Regions from separate parts of the Homo sapiens genome. Here region 2 is linked to region 1. Evidence: chromatin loops called from intact Hi-C (ENCODE). Cell type or tissue: natural killer cell. All regions are shown on one strand. Links, peaks and the distances in the headings refer to the core of each region. The heading gives the core; the rest is flanking DNA.

Region 1 (8,314 bases), core at 1,811-5,810:
GGTGACTCTGTCCATTTATCTGAAATCTGAGGGATTAATGAAAACAGTGTGGTCTTGAGCCTGACTTGAGAATGTGAGTTCATGCTTTAGAAGTCTCCCTGTGAACCCTGAGCTTCCACTGTTGAAAAGCCTTCCTGATTCCAAAAAGCTTCTACACTATTCTACCAGAAATTCCTAGCTTTGGTTTCAGCAAGGAAATTCTTATAAAAATTTAACTTTGCCATTTCTACAATCTGCCATTTTTCTTAGAATTTAGATTTATTAAAGGAAGCTAAATATTTATTTGCTAAATGAAAACAGACTTCTTGACTGTGGTATATGTATCAGTGGTTTTGCTTTCACAACCCTTAGTTCCTTTGTAAATTCTGGGTCTGTTACCAGAATGGACCTTAATTTCTTTTTAATTTTTTTTTCAACTGTGATCCCAGCAGGGACAAGGAAGCAAACTGAAACACATGATAACCTTCATCACTCAATCTGGAAAATTCAATAAGCCCAAGTTAAAAAGCTAAGAACCTAAAAAAACCCAACAAGTCCTCTAAACTAACATGTTAGAAAAAGTAGCAGGCCTAAAGGCAAGATGGTCCTATTCTTTATTTCTTTTCATATCTTTCCTGGATTTCTTATTCATATGAGTCTATCTGGAGGGCTATCTCTGAATATTTTCTTCTTGCAGAGATTTTTCTTTCTCAATTTCAAGGAAAGAAGAGCTGTAAGAAGAAATGGTCACAGGCAGAAAAGAGAGAGGTTGCATTAAAAAATGTGATCAAAGGCAGATTCTGATTTTCTAGCTCAATTAGAAAGTTTAAGTTTGGTAACTTTGAAAGACTAATGAAGTCTAAGTTGAATAGCAGAAATAATATTATTTGCTAGGGAGCTTTGTGTCTCTATGGATTAATGATTTCATTCGATGTGTAATACAGGATTCGAGATTGCCAGAGGTTGAACATCAACAAAAGGGATTTTTTCCCCTTTCCTCCTGGGGATTCTCTTCTGTTCTGTTCTCTTCCTTTCTCTCTTTCTTTCTTTTATGAGATTCAGCTCTAGGGTGAGAGATATCCTGAGTCTTGACTGTTCTTTGATTGAAAGGAACCTGAAGAAGCTTCTTTCTTTCCTCCCTCCCTTCCTCCTTTCTTTCCTCTTTTCTTTCCTCCTTCCTTTCCTCCTTCCCTCCCTCCCTCCCTTCCTTCCTTCCTTCCTTCCTTCCTTCCTTCCTTCCTTCCTTCCTTCTTTTTTTCTTGAGGAAGTTTCGCTGTTGTTACCCAGGCTCAAGTGCAGTAGTGTGATCTTGGCTCACTGCAACCTCCACCTCCCGGGTTCAAGCAATTCTCCTGCCTCAGCCTCCCAAGTTGCTGGGATTACAGCTGCCCACCACCATGCCTAGTTAATTTTTGTATTTTTACTAGAGACAGGGTTTCACCTTGTTGGCCAGGCTGGTCTCGAACTCCTGACCTCAGGTGATCCGCTCACCTCGTCCTCCCAAAGTGCTGGGATTACAGGTGTGAGCCACTGCCCCCAGCCGGAATTTCTTTCTTATTCAAGAAAATCTGGTTGATTGTAAGACCAGTTGGATATCTGAATCCGCCCCCCAAGTTAGGCCTAATAAATGCTAGTGCAATTGGAATGCTAGACCATGCATAGAAAATCATCGGAATTATTAGGCAGTGAGTACATATTTCTCTCTAAACAATTTGAGAGACAGGTTTGTTCATTTGAACTTAGGCTGCAGATGTGCTAATATTATGGCTGACATCTGACAGATGAAAAGATAGTCACTCCCAAATGGAAGGCACAGAGGGAAAGAAGTAAATGACCACGTGTCACTGCCAGTCACTGTTCTGGGAACTATGTGCTCACTGTTTCCTTAGCACTTCAAAACAACTGTATTAGGCGATTATAATTCCATTTTTTTGGTTAAAGAATTAACATTCAAATAAGTTAGGTAATTTTCTGAAGGTCATACAGCCTTTTAAAAAGTGACACTGAAGGAATTTGATTGCAGGTCTGTCTGACCCAGAGTTAGGTTCATTCCTTTCCCTGCTAACACCTTCTCAGCATATATATATATATATATATATACACACACACATATATTCCAAGATATATATATATTCCAAGATATATATATATATGCCAAGATATATATATATATTCCAATATATATATATTCCAAGATATAGATATTCCAAGATATAGATATATATATTCCAAGCATATATATGATGTTTTATATATAATGTATAAATAACACATGTTTTATATATACAATGTGTGTATACATATATAATATATGTTATATATTATATATGTATACATGTTATATATGTATATACTATATATATAAAATAGATATATATATCTCCCTGTATACACTATCTTAGTTTCCTTCAAGATCATGAGTATGTTTTGTATGTGGACTACATTTTACAGATTAAATGATGCAGGGAACCACAGAATTGAAGCTAAATGATTTAGGAAAGCAAATTCAAAGTTAAGTCAGAGAACCTTGAGTACCAAATCTAGGGAAACTCATCCAATTGAAGCTAAAATGAAACTGAAATTGGAGATCTGCAGCTTAAACAAAACAAATTTGCCTTTCCAAGGACCAACATAACTAAAGAAAAAATCTTTGTCTTTGGATGAGGCAGGATAAACCATCCAAAATGGAGTAAGACTCAAAGAGCTAGGATTAGTAGAAGGAAAAAAACGATTTAAAAAATAGTTCATAAAAAGATTGAGCAATCTATACACTGGTTGTACCTGTTCCTGAATTTAAATTAGATGTTTTAAAATTAGCCAATCTCATGTGCTGTGCTGTGGTGGACAAGGAACTGGAATTGTAGATAGCAGAAATTGCTAGAGGAGTATAAGCAAAAATGCCTGTGGATTCAAGACAATGGTCTTTGGGAGAGAACCCCAATAGCTTGGATAGTGGCATTGGTAAATTACTCAGAGAAACATTACTAAAATTTGGTTAGGGGATCATCAGTTGTCCCTTTGTCAAATCACACCCCCAGAGCTGGATGGAAAATAAACTTATGTTTATTAATGTGTTTTATTGGAAGTGAAGATGGGATGGGAAGATGGAGGCAGGAGAGGGAAACTGGAATTATTCAAGAGGAACTTTTTCTGGCTTAAATTGGCCTTCCCAATACATTTACCTGTTCCAAAGCCGACCATGTGAAAACAAAGGGCACAGTCAAAACTGTCCAGAGTCATGCAGAAATGTTCAGAGATGCAAGGGGTGTGGTTGCCTATGTTAATGGTATTTAGGGCTTCCTGTCAGCTTAAGAAAAAGGAAGTGCAGAAGTGAGAATGTGTGTGTGCTAGTGTGTGAGTTTCTCACTGTATGTGTGAGTTTTGTTGTGTGTTTCCGGGAGAGGGAAGGGAGGCTGGGGGGAGGGTGCAGACATGAAGGAAGTGCAGTAGATGTGGCAGTTTGGTCTATCTTGGAATCAGTTTGTGATGCTTCCGTGGTGCTGAATATCGCTCTCCATTTCTTCAGGTCTGGGAATGATTGTCTTTAATTACCTGTTTGGTTTTACTCTCGTATTTCTGGGATACCACATCTGTTTTTAATTTTCTCTCAATTACAAAAGCAATATATATTGAATGAAGAAAATTTGGAAAATATAGAAGACAGGGAAAATAAAATAAAACTGGCTCATAATTCTGTCATCCTGCAATAACGACTATTAACATTTTGTTGTGTATCCTTCCAAGTATTACTGAGATTTACAAAACTGGGCTATTACTCCACCTATTGCTTTATATCGTGTTCTTTTCCCTGGACTTTTATCTCTGTTTTCTTTCTGTGCCAAACCCTCAAATATTCTTTGTACTTTAGTGTCTCACTCGGGCAATTCTCCACCTTCATGTTACTCCCTGTCCATTGCCTTCAACCCATGTTCTGTCCCAGTGACTTCCTCCATGTCTTTCTTTAGAGTCCATGATTCTTCCATAAAAATCCCTTCTTTGCTTTATACATTCAAAGCCCTTTTTGTAATCACCCTGATAAACCTCAACCTTCATAAAATCTAACTACCTTTCTTTTCCATGTTAACCACATTGCTGGAGAAAACCATGCAACTGTGCTGACTCCTCAAAATGCTATTCCTCAAACATAATGTCCCCATAAGAAATGAAGTGTGCTTCTACCTCCAGGCCTCTTAGTGTTCCCTCTGCCCAGACTTCTCTTTCTTGAGCTGTCTTCTGAGGCTTATTCCTCTACATTCAGGTTTTTCCTCAAATGTTATCACTCAACTCAGCACAAACACCTATCAGTGGCCTCAGTGCACTCTATTGAAGTGATCGAATCACTGCAGTCTCCTTTATTTCAGCACGTAGACTCCTTGAAGAGAAGAGTCATACTTAGTGAAGTCTTGTCACAGAGTCAGTGCTCAATAAATGTCTGCTAAATAAAATAATAAATGGAAAAAATCCACTTTTTTCTTCTTCTTCAGGTGGCAAAGGAATTTCAGCCACATTATCATATTTGATTCTTTCAAAAAACCCGCGATATTGATTTGATGACAGTATTTTGGATATTATATATGTGTGTGTATATATATATGTGTGTATATATATGTGTATATATGTGTGTATATATATGTGTGTATATATTTGTGTATATGTGTGTATATATAAGTGTGTATATATATGTGCATATATATGTGTATATATGTGCATATATATGTGTGTATATATGCGTGTATATATATGTGTGTGTATATATATATACACACACACATTTTTAACAGGACTTCAAGTTCACAACACTAGCAAGGGGGAAAGATCAAGCTTGGTGTTACTTTCACTCTACCACACGTCTCATACTTCTGTATCAAAGTAGTCCTAAAAACAGAAAAAACTGTCTAGCCTGGATGCTATGTATTGCTGTAGCTGAATACATTCTGCTGAAGCATGACATTTATATTAAGTGTCCAAAATTCATTTATCTCACTATTATCTTTAACTTGGTACAAATTAGTGTACTATTATCCTGTTACATGTTTGCTGCAATATTATCTGTTTTATAACTTACAAATTAAATTAAATTTTTTGACTCTTTTCCTCCTTCAAGAAAAGATGCCACTCCAAAGGATGCCTCCTATTCATCCCATGACTTCCCAGAACTTCTTGCATACGTTAAATGTCTCCAGACATCTGTATAAACCCAATCTGGGAAATAACATGCTTTACCACACAGTCTTTCCCCATTGTGGATTAAAGGCAGGACTTGATAATGTTGCTATTTGTATGTCAGTGAGTATAATGAGAAACACCAACTCAGTTAAATGGCATATACTTCCAATGCAAAATTGTTGATCAATATCCTGGCTCAAAGGGTTATCAGAGATGTATGATATCTGGACATGTTTTTGAGACATTTTACAACATAGATGTAAAGAAACTCTTCTTGACTCTCCTAGATATATAGCCAGACTTCACTCTTCCCTCATCTGAACAACTAATGAACCTCATGTGGATAACTATAAAATTTATTGCAAATATTTGGAAGATATAATGTCCCCAAGAGAGAAAAAAATTAATAAAAGCTTATATATCTGGAATGAAAAAAACATAACTAGGGAAGACAAAGTTTCATGTTACTTGATTCCTAGATACACCTGCTCAACCTTACAGAGTTCTGAGTCATAATAGAGGGATAAAAAATGCAATATGAGAAATACCAATGCATATTTTGATTGGACTACCAAGAGATTTTCATTTCACAAAGTAGAATGGAACAGAAAATCTTCAATGATTTATGACAGATTATTTATAGTGGATAGAATTCTCAAAAATCTGGCTTTCTGCTTTATAAAATTATCTCCAAATGCAATAAGTGCTCTACTTCCTATTGCTACTTATAATAGCCTTTTTGATTAATGCTTTCTTCTATCACCAAAATATATAAATAACCTATTTGGATTTATTTATAAAAAATTATAAAATAGCAAGAATACTGTATTCTTGTGAGGACATAAAATACATGAAGCAGGAAAGAAAGCTCTAAAGATACAATTCAGAAATGGAATATATAATTGAGTTCCTTGTAATAGTCATTTTAGCTTAACTATTTTTTGTTTTCTTGGATTTTGATATTTAAAACACGGATCTCTCTCTGCTGGTGACATTGCACACACTGCAAAATTGCCAAGGTGTAGAGAATTCCAAAATTATAGAATACAATAAAAATTTAAATCCATAAACCAAATGTTTGAAATCTAAGAAATCCCAATCTGGGACTCTACCTCTTTTTAGCTTGTGATACACACATAGGGAGATTCAGGAGTTCAAGCAAGGATTTTTAAATCAGAATTGTCCTCTAGAATAAAGCCATATTCTAAGCATTCTGACCTGAGGGGCTCTAAATTTATAGGTGTCTTTCAAAATACTGATTGTATAGCAAAATATACAAATACACAGACTCCAGAGAGGAAACAGCATTTACTCCCTTCCTCCAGTATCAGCTTCCTTACACCACCCTCCTACGATGGTGGCTGCAAGCCAATTCCTGTGGCAAGACATTTAAAAACAACTGTGTGGCTCCATATTGATTGGCAACACGCAATTTGGCTCCATAAAGTCTGCAAAATGAATCATGATCCAATGCTGTTACCTGCTTGACTTCAATGTATCTTCTCTTACCACAGGAAAAGCAATTTAATAACAGGCAATTTACAGTCCTGATTATAATGGGCCAGTGAGGTTCAGTTCTAGATGCACTGGCAAAACTCAGCCAACAGATTTGGTGGTCTTATTTATTTATTTAATTATTTATTTTATAAAGTTAGCTTTTAATGGCCCATTTGTGATTGAATCCAGAATTACATAGTCTATATAATACTGACCTATGGTATACCTAGGAGCCCTGAATTTTTGCCAAGAATTCCTGGCTGTGTCTATAAGACAACAACATGTCCAGATGAAAAATGTAACATGCTAGCTATTTTGTCTGTATAAGAATTATAGTGTTAATTGTTTTTAAGTGAACCTGTCAATTTAACACAAACAGGGAGTGAACATAGATACAAGCTCCAAGTGTGTGGTGTGCCTTTTTATACAAGTTCTTTTGGAAAAAAATTACTTGTTTGTGTTAACTTGCAAGAATTACATTAGAGAATAATATCCATCTCACTTGAAATTAAATTATTGAATTTGTTGGAATAAGTAGACTTACTAATGATTATTGTAGTATGGCTCATGATAATTGAAAATATCAATTTATAAATTGTCATTTAACATTAGGCTTTTACTACTATTTTAGCTTATTATGTTCATATATTTCTATTGAATTCAGACTGTGACTGACTTTCTTGTTGTTGGAAGATATTGGAGGGAAGAGATTACCTTTTTATTCTGTGTGTTGGGGGGCTTTGAAAGAAATTAGAATCATTTAAAGCAATTTTGTTTCTTTATTTTGATAATGTTTTTATCCTAGTCAAAGGCACAATGACTATTTCTGAATCAGTAGAAAGCAAATAATCTAATTTGTACCAGGATTTGGGAGCATTTATTACACCATAATAAAAAATGAAATAGAAGTAAGACATAAAACATAGGGACATTCAGAAACCTACTCCTTCAGTTTCCAAGTGTTTCATTTCCCAGGCTCTGGTCTGCCTTTCTTCCTGTGACTCTTTAAATCACCTCAAGTTCCTTGGCTTTCTGCCATGTTTTCTTTCTTTCACACCAAAAGCATCTATATTTTAACACCAGCCTCTGGTTCTACTTGCATTTTTCTGTCTTTTAAATATCTTTTTGCATTAAAAAAAAGAACAAAAGTTCAGTGATATGTAATTATCATCTGCCTTTTTCTTTCTTTTTCCTTGCCTTGCCTCCTCCACTCCCTAGAGAAAAGAAGTTCAGATGGTTAAGATCAACATGCATTTTTAACCCAGATATGATTCTGAGTTTTCTACTCTGATTTGGAAGAATGATATCAGATATTCTTGTCTCATTTGGGAGCCAAGAAGGAAAGCTTTTAATATCTAACCATAAAATATAATGCTCGCTGTCATTTAAAAGAATCCAATTAATGAAATTCCCTTTTAGCCCTACTTTAGAAAGAGAAGGCCGGGCACAGTGACTCACGGCTGTAATCCCAGCACTTGGGGAAACCGAGGTGGGCGGATGACCTGAGATCAGGAGTTCAAGACCAGCCTGACCAACATGGTGAAACCCCATCTCTACTAAAAATACAAAACTTAGCCAAGTGTGATGGTGCATGCCTGCTGTCCCAGCTACTTGAGAGGCTGAGGCATGGGAATCGCTTGAACCTGGGAGGCAGAGGTTGCAGTGAGCTGAG
Region 2 (8,314 bases), core at 2,854-6,853, 390 kb before region 1:
TAGTTTTTATGACTTTCTTTGGAGTGTGGGGAGAGCCAGCAAGCCATAGTTTCTCAGGCAGAAAAAGGCACAAGAGGCTTGGGGGGTTATATTATGGACTACAAATAATGTGAGTTGCAAAAAGATCTTTAAATACAGATTCAAAAAATTGGCAAAATTAAAAATGTTCTTCCTAGCATGCTTAAAATTGTTTTTTTAAATTGTTGAAATATTTCCCCTATATCCTTATATTTACCTAGGTGAATTACTATACATTTTATTATGGTTATAATCATAACAAAGACATATGTCCTTATATTATGGTTGGAAAAGTTGAATAGATGTGTTTATGAAAAATTGTTATACTTCTAAAATGTAATGAATTCCTAATCTTGTATTGCCTTTATATCTAACTGCTGGACCATATAGTAAAGTGATATGATACCGGCACAGTGGCTCATACTTGTAGTCTCAGCACTTTGGGAGGCCAAGGTGGGAAGATTGCTTGAGACCTGGAGTTCAAGACCAGCCTGATCAATATAGTGAGACCCTGTCACTACAAAAAATTTAAAAAAAATTAGTTGGGCTTGGTGGCACGCACCTGTAATCCCAGCTACTTGGGAGGCTAAGGCAGGAGGATTGCTTGGGCCTGGAGGATGGCTTGAGTCTAGGATTTCGAGGCTGCAGTGAGCTGTGATGATGCCACCGCACTCCCACCTGGTGACAGAGTGAGACCCTGTCTCTAAAAAAAATAAAAAAAAAATTAAAAAAAGAGACACCTAGAATAGGTCATTTGTTTTATGCAAATAGTATATCTTTATTCCAAACAGTTTATTTCTAGGTGTGGTTTGTTAGTCAATAAATACATGTAAATTGAAAGGTCTTATATAAGAAGATTTTTCTGGGGGGAGGATTGGTTTATGGAACGAATTATTTCTTATTTTTCATGGCAACCTACAAATTGACTTCCTTTGTTCTCATCACCGTCTTTGTTGTTAGAATATGTTTAGAGTAGTCTGGTGGTAGGTGTGGTATTCAGTGAAAACTGACATTTTTTTCCATTTTCAAAATGCATTTAAAATAAAGTTTTAATAATGTATTTACTGTTAAGAAATATTTTTTATTGTTGAATGACATATTGTTTTCACCTTCACTTTTATGGCTTTGAGTATTTACAATATCAGCTGTTGGCTGGGCACTGTGGCTCACACCTGTAATCCCAGCGCTTTGGAGGCCGAGGCTGAGCAGACTGCTTGAGCCCAGGAGTTTGAGACCAGCCTTGGAAACATGACAAAACCCCATCTTTACTAAAAATGCAACAACAACAACAACAACAAAAAATCAGCTGTCAGTAAAGATTGTCTTTAGTTACATAGTTCTCCCGTTTACTCCTCTAATCACTTTTTTTAAGTGGAAAGGAATTTGTTACTGAACATTTAATAGTATTTAATGGTTGTGAGGGAGTTTGAGCTTCCAGCAGAATGTCCCAGTACCAGGCCCCCAAGGGAGTTTCTGCCTCTTCTGTGATCAGAAGTCCACCGGTCTAGGGCCATACAGCCACTGCTCTGGTCAAGACACAGTTACAGTAAGAAAAATCCTGCTATTTGGGGGACCCTAGAACCATACCCTGCCTATTGTGGTCCAGGAAACAATGCTGTGGGCCCTAGCTCTATACAGGCATTATTCAGAGATATTGCAGGTTCTAGTCTAGACCACTGCAATAAAGTGAATCTTGCAATAAAGCGAGTCAGATGAATCTTTTGGTTTCCAAGTGCATATGGGAGTTAGAGTTACACTATACTGTAGTCTATACAGTGTGCAATAGCATTATGTCTAAAAAATATACATAATTAAAAAATATTTTATTGCCAAAAAATGCTAACGATCATCTGAACCTTCAGCAGTTCATAATATTTTTGCTGGTGGAGGGTCTTACCTCAATGTTGATGGCTGCTAAATGATTACGGTGACGGTCACTGAAGGCTGGTGGCTGTGTCGTTTTCTTAAAAGTAGACAACCATAAAGCTTGCCACATCAATTGACTCTTTCTTTCATGAAAAATTTCTCTGTAGCATATGATGCTGTTTGATAGCATTTTACCCAAAGTAGAAAATCTTGTACAATTGGAGTCAATCCTCTCAAACCCTGCTGCTGCTTAAAAGTTTATGGAATATTCTAAATCCTATGTTGTCATTTTAGCCATGTTCACAGCATTTTCATCAGGAGTAGATTCCGTCTTAAGACGCATTTTCTTTGCTCATTTATAAAAAGCGACTCCTCATCCATTGAAGTTTTATCATGGGATTGTAGCAATTCAGTTACATCTTCAGGCTTACTTTTAATTCTAGTTCTCTTGCTGTTTCCACCACATTTGTAGTGACTTCCTTCACTGAAATCTTGACTCCCTCAAAGTCGTCCATGAGGGTTGGAATCAACTTCTTCCAAACTCCTATTGACATTGATATTTTGACTTCCTCCCATGAATGACAATCGTTTTTAATGGCATCTAGAATGGTGAATCCTTTTCAGAAGGTTTTCAGTTTACTTTACCCAGATCTATCAGAGTGATCACTGTTTATGACAGCTATAGATTTAAGAAATGTATTTCGTATTCTTAGATAAGAAGACTTGAAAGTGGATTATTCCTTGATCCGTGGGCTGTAGAATGGATGTTGTGTCAGTAGGCATGAAAACAACATTAATCATCTTGTATATTTCCATCAGAGCTGTTGGTGACTAGGTACATTGTCAATTAGTAGTCATATTTTGAAAGAAATCTTTTTCTGAGCAGTCGGTCTCAACAGTGGGCTTAAAATACTCAAAAAACCATGCTGTAAACTGATGTGCTGTTGCCCAGGTTTTGTTTTTCCACTTATAGCACACAGGCAGAGTAGATTTAGCATAATTCTTAAGGGCCCTAGGATTTTCAGGGGATGCTAAATGAGCATTGGGTTCACCAGCTGCGTCAGCCCTTAACCAGAGCCTGTTCTTGAAGCTTTGAAGCCAGGCATTGACCTCTCTCTAGCTATAAAAGTCCTAGATGGCATCTTTTTCAAATAGAAGGCTGTTTTATCCATATTGGAAATCTGTTGTTTAGTGTAGCCACCTTTATCAATGATCTTAGCTAGATCTTCTGGATAACTTGCTGTAGCTTCTACTTCAGCAATTGCTGCTTCAACTTGCATTTTTATATGATAGAGATGACATATTTCCTTGGACTTCATGGACCAACCTCTGTTAACTCCATTTTTTCTTCTGCAGCTTCCTCACCACTCTCAGCCTTCACAGAGCTGAAGGGAGTTAGTGCCTTGCCCTGGATTAGACTTTGATTTAAGGAAATGTGACTGGTTTGATCTTCTATCCAGACCGCTAAAACTTTCTCTGTCTCAGCCGTAAGGCTGTTTCACTTTCTTATCATTGGTGTGTTCACTGAGTATCACTTTTTTCTTTTGTCTTTTTATACAGATGTTTTACTCAATTATAGAAAATTTTAAACACATTCAAAATAAACAAAATAGTGTAATAGACCAGCTCCGAGCTTCAGCAACCACTGATAATGTACCATTTTGGACTAGCACTTTTAATTTCCTTCAAGAACTTCTCTTTTGCATTCACAACTTGGCTGTTTGGCTCCAGAGGCCTAGCTTCTGAGCTACTAGCTTCTGACCTGTCTTGACCTTTGACATGCCTTTCTCACTAAGCTTAATCATTTCCAGCTTTTGATTTAAAGTGAGAGATGGGTGACTCTTTCTTTCACTCGAACACTTGAAGGCCATTGTAGGGTTATTAATTGGCTTAATTTTCATTATTGTTGTGTCTCAGGGAATAGTGAGGCCCAAGGAGAGGGAGAGAGATGGGAACGGCTGGTGCAGTGAAGCAGTCAGAACATTCACACACCATGTATCGTTAAGTTTACCGTTTTATTTGGACATGATTCATGGTGCCCCAAAACAAATACAGTAACATCAAAGATTGCTGATCACAGACCACCATAAAAGATATAATAATAGTGACATAGTTTGAATTATTGCAAGAATATCCAATATGTGACACAGAGATATGGAGTGAGCACATGCTATTGGAAAAATGACACTAACAGACTAACTTCACATAGGGTTGCCACAAACCTTCAGTTTATAAAAAACACAATGTGTGAAGCACAATAAAATGAGATATGCCTTCATTAGTTTTCTGTAACTGCTGTATCAAATTATTACAAACTAGATGGTATAAAACAACAAATTTATTCTGTCACCATTCTGCAGGCCAGAAGTCAGAAGTCAGGGTGTTGACAGTGCCGTGTTCTCTCTGAAGGCTTAAGGGAGAATGTGGCTCATGCCTTTCTCTTAGCTTCTGGTATTGGCAGCAATCCTTGTCTTTCCTTGGCTTGTGGATATATCACTCCATTCTCTGCCTCTGACATGCAGGTTCTTCCTATGTGTTTTCGCTTGTGTCTCTTCTCATAAGGACATCCTCATGACCTCACCTTTGCTGCCTATCACTCTTACACTTAAAATTCAACAAGCAAAATCTATGCTTTTCTATTCAGATTCTTTACTTAGAAAAGATTTTCAAATTTCTGATGTTTTTGGTCTTAACAGCAGATTTTAAGATTGTGCGGAGGTTGTGTCTGAGAGATAAAGGCACCCAAGGCATCTTATATGATATGCACTCATTAACATGATGATGATAATAACAGGAGAGAAAATGCCACTTCAAGCAAGGTGAAAGAAAATAGTACATCTAAGTGTTAGTTTTAGTTCCTTCTCAACCAAACGGTCCCTTGTTACTGGACTGCTTAGGCTGTGTACTGTTCTCACCATTTTTGGCATTTTTACAAAATTTCTCTCAACTGGGTGTGAAAGCTTACCACTTCCCTTGCTCCTGAGGTGTTTTTTTGCACAGGGGCAAAAGCTCTTTGCCTTGCCACTTAGAGATTTTGCCTCTAGTTACCATTACCTACCTGTAGTTCTCTATCTTGTTTCACAGCTCGACTGCACCAGACTTTTCTGTCTTGCATGTCTGGCCACGCTGGAAAGTGTTCAAGAACATTATGATGAGTAACCTGTTCCTTTTTCCATGACTGTCTTATTTCCATCTGGGACTTTGATAACAAGTGACAGGCACTTGAGTCCCATCTAACTTCCCTCCTTGTCAGTAGATACAAGCCTTTGCATTCAAGTGTTGCTCTTTATTCAAAAGCCTGTTTGGCAATTTTAAAACTGTTTTCTATCAGCGATTTGTTTTCACCTTTTAAAAAAATTTGGAGTTTATAAACAGCACAAGCCCTTGTTGTTTATGACCATTTCCCCTTCTCTTTATTTATTATAAGAAGATGCAGCTTGACATAGAAAGTTTTCAAATCGTGGGTCAAGTCCAGGTGTATTTTTTTATTTTTCAAATGCCAAACATAGGTTCTGACACTTAGTGTGAGCTAAATGTAATATATATGGAACTCAGTTTAAGAGTTGAGTGCCTGGCCTAGGGGAGAGTGATTTTGTGGTTAATGATTCAGATAATATAAGAAGCATGGGCTGTAATGATGTACCAACGGTATCTGGTTAGAAAATGTTGAGACTTTTGTCTCTTAGTGTGTGGTCCCTGGCAGGGCAGTACTACCATTCCTAGGCCTTTTTTGTTTGTGTTGTGGGTTGTCATCCCCAGAACGTCAGCATTTCCACATTTTCCAACTTGTGAACTTTGTGGGGTATTTGCATATGCATTTTGAGAATGTTTGAAAGATGATCCTGTTGACTGCACAGACTTGGTGTAAAGTCAGTTTCAAATTGAGGTGAGCCTTCTCTGAACTTGGGAGGCATACTTGCCTGAAATTTGAGGATAGACCGTGTGATCTTTGGAGCCTTCTGGCAGCTGTAAAATGAGTGACTCTGTGATTACATTCCCTTTATAGTTCATCTTTTTGTTTCTTTTTTTTCTTTCCATTTTCCAACTTGGTCTTATCAATCCACAGACCAAAGAAAGATAAATTTGGGAGTTGTTGGTAGGTAGCTGAAAGTGAATGAAATGATTACAATTAAAAAAGGGACCATAGCAGGAGTGAGAGAGAAAAACCTAGATGGCAGTGGCAATTTTAAGAGAGATGTAATGGCTGGAATAAAGTAGGAGGAAGAAAAGAAACCTTTAAAAACAAAGGAGAGGAGTATGCAGAACATATGGGAAAGGAATATGGGGAAGCAGCTTTCTGTAATGTTTACTCATTTGAAAAGATTATTCTGAGATTTCTCTGTATTATAAAATTAGTATATAGGTTGCATAGTTGATTCATGTGCATAATTTATAGTTTAAAAGTAAAGTGGTCAGTACATATGGCTTAGCTCTATGTGTTAGTTTTTAAAAAAATCTACATTGTTTTGAGTGTTTGGTTATTAATAGTTTATGGATATAACTGCTGCACAGTAGTAACTCCTTCATCTACTGGAAGGAAGGTCAATTTTTCAGTCATTAGAAATAGGTAGCTAAATGAGATGCTTCTTATTTTTGCTTGGAGGTGCCAGGTTTATTTGCCAACTTTCCACAGTTAGAAAGCACTTTGGATCACCACTGTCAGATATTTAGATTTCTTTTTGAGTCTGGAGGATTGTATTTCTTATCAAAACAAATATCCAAGTTTATGCTTTAAAAATATTTAAGTTTTTATTAATTGCAGAATATGAGAATAAAGGAACGACCAAATGCTGTACCATATTGCCTGACTCACTCTGCCACTAAATGGAGCCCCACTTGATCCTCACCTGGCTTTCTAGATTATTTATTTCCTGTATATTCCCCTACATTTTAGTCATATCTAACAACTTACTGGGTTTTTTTTTTTTTTTGGAAAATTTTGTACCCTTTCTGGCTTCTCCACTCTATGCTTTTCTCACCACTTTAAATGTCCATTTTCCATATGTCACTGTTCAATCTCAGTGCATTAAAATAATCTTTATCCTTTAAGGCCCTGCTCAAGTACTATACAAAAAAATACAAATAAACCTCTTTCTTCTGCTTCTTTAAGCCGTTAGTACTTATTGAGTCTTGTTGTAGTTATCTTAGCTTCCTCTCTGGAGCATAAGCTTCTGGAAGGTGTGAATCATGTCCTGTACAGATCTGTGTTTTCTGTAGGGCCTAGGACCATTCTTGTCAGAACTTGCCATTTAAAGAATGGCAGATGACTGCTTCCCAGAGACTACACTTGACAGGAGGTCTAGGCAGGTCCTAGCAGTAAGGGAATGCCCAGAACAATTGAGCTGTTGGTTTCAGGAAAGGTCTAGGATGAATGCCAGGCACACGTCTCTGCAAGGCCCACAGAACATGGTATGAAGGAGGTCTTATTGTTTGAAATAGGTAAAGGTCTAATCTGTGAATGGTCACTGTCAGGATATTCAGGGATCTAGTCTGAGATGCTTGGTTTTGTATCTGAATTCTGAATTCCAAGGTCTGAAAGATCTCAGAGTGGGGTGAGATAGGAATCAGGACTAGGAAAAACGAGTGTGTCAGACATGAACTTGGTGTGAGTGGGGAGGAGTGTGTGGAGACCAGACAGAGACTAGTTTGGCAATTAAGTCTAAGTTAGAGGCTCGAGCAACAGGGAATAAAGTGAGAGATAAGTCCTGGAGTTAAGATATGATATTAAAACATGACAGGCAGTTAGATTAAATTGACTTGAAGCTGATTTGCTAAGCTGTTGACTGAGTATACTTAAATTTCCTTTCCTTAGAGCCCAGTTCATTCCTAGTTCTAGGTAAGTCGTTTGGCTTTCTGTAAAGGGGTAGGAACCTTTTTATTCCTTAAAGGTATGACTATCTATTTGCCAATTAATTCCATGTTCCAAGGATCCCCTCATGGAGAAAATGTTGCACTGAGTTAAATAAGGAAATAACTGGACGAATACTTGAGATTATTCCCTTCATAAGAATAATTACTAATTGTGAATTGATGGTTTGAATACCATGCTAAAATGATTGAACCTCTTTTCTCTTGTGAAGTGATTGTGAAGTTACTTGTACCTTTATGTTTTTAAAATTTGATGATAATAGCAATAAAAGCTTTAGTGCTTTTATGATCTCTTTATTTGGTTTGTAGTTATGGCACATCAGAAACTCGCATCAAAATAGAATCAAGATTATTGTAAAAGGGACCTCAAACGTAGATTTCTTAAAAAAAAATGTTTTTTATTTTCAAGATGGAATCTTGCTGTGTTGCTCAGGCTGGTCTCAAACTCTTGGCCTCAAGCTGTCCTCCTCACCTTAGCCTCCTGAAGTGTTGAGATTACAGGCATGAGCCACTGCACCTGGCCAAAACATGTATTAAGAAAAGTTTGGTTTATGAGATATAT

What was found. Hi-C counts contacts between places; a loop is a spot of excess contacts. Peaks named below come from ENCODE experiments on the same cell type or tissue, not always from the same donor. Only the 100,000 strongest peaks of a DNase experiment are listed, where the experiment ranks them.
Region 2: it touches region 1 in a loop (4-fold over the local background); 1 of 110 quality-filtered maps calls a loop at or near these places.

The regions. Positions count from the first base shown.
Region 1 is chr1:198,553,783-198,562,096 of GRCh38, forward strand. No RefSeq gene overlaps it. Among named protein-coding and RNA genes, the nearest start is that of ATP6V1G3, 17 kb to the left of the region's middle. In natural killer cell, for the core only: no CTCF peak of the experiment used is centred there; DNase peaks (open chromatin) are centred at 3,369 and 4,829; H3K27ac peaks cover 3,212 bases.
Region 2 is chr1:198,162,791-198,171,104 of GRCh38, forward strand. The region is part of intron 1 of NEK7 (NIMA related kinase 7); the gene reads left to right. Among named protein-coding and RNA genes, the nearest start is that of NEK7, 10 kb to the left of the region's middle. RefSeq lists an enhancer at 3,231-3,330. In natural killer cell, for the core only: no CTCF peak of the experiment used is centred there; DNase peaks (open chromatin) are centred at 2,936, 3,331, 4,851, 5,553 and 1 weaker place; H3K27ac peaks cover 3,898 bases.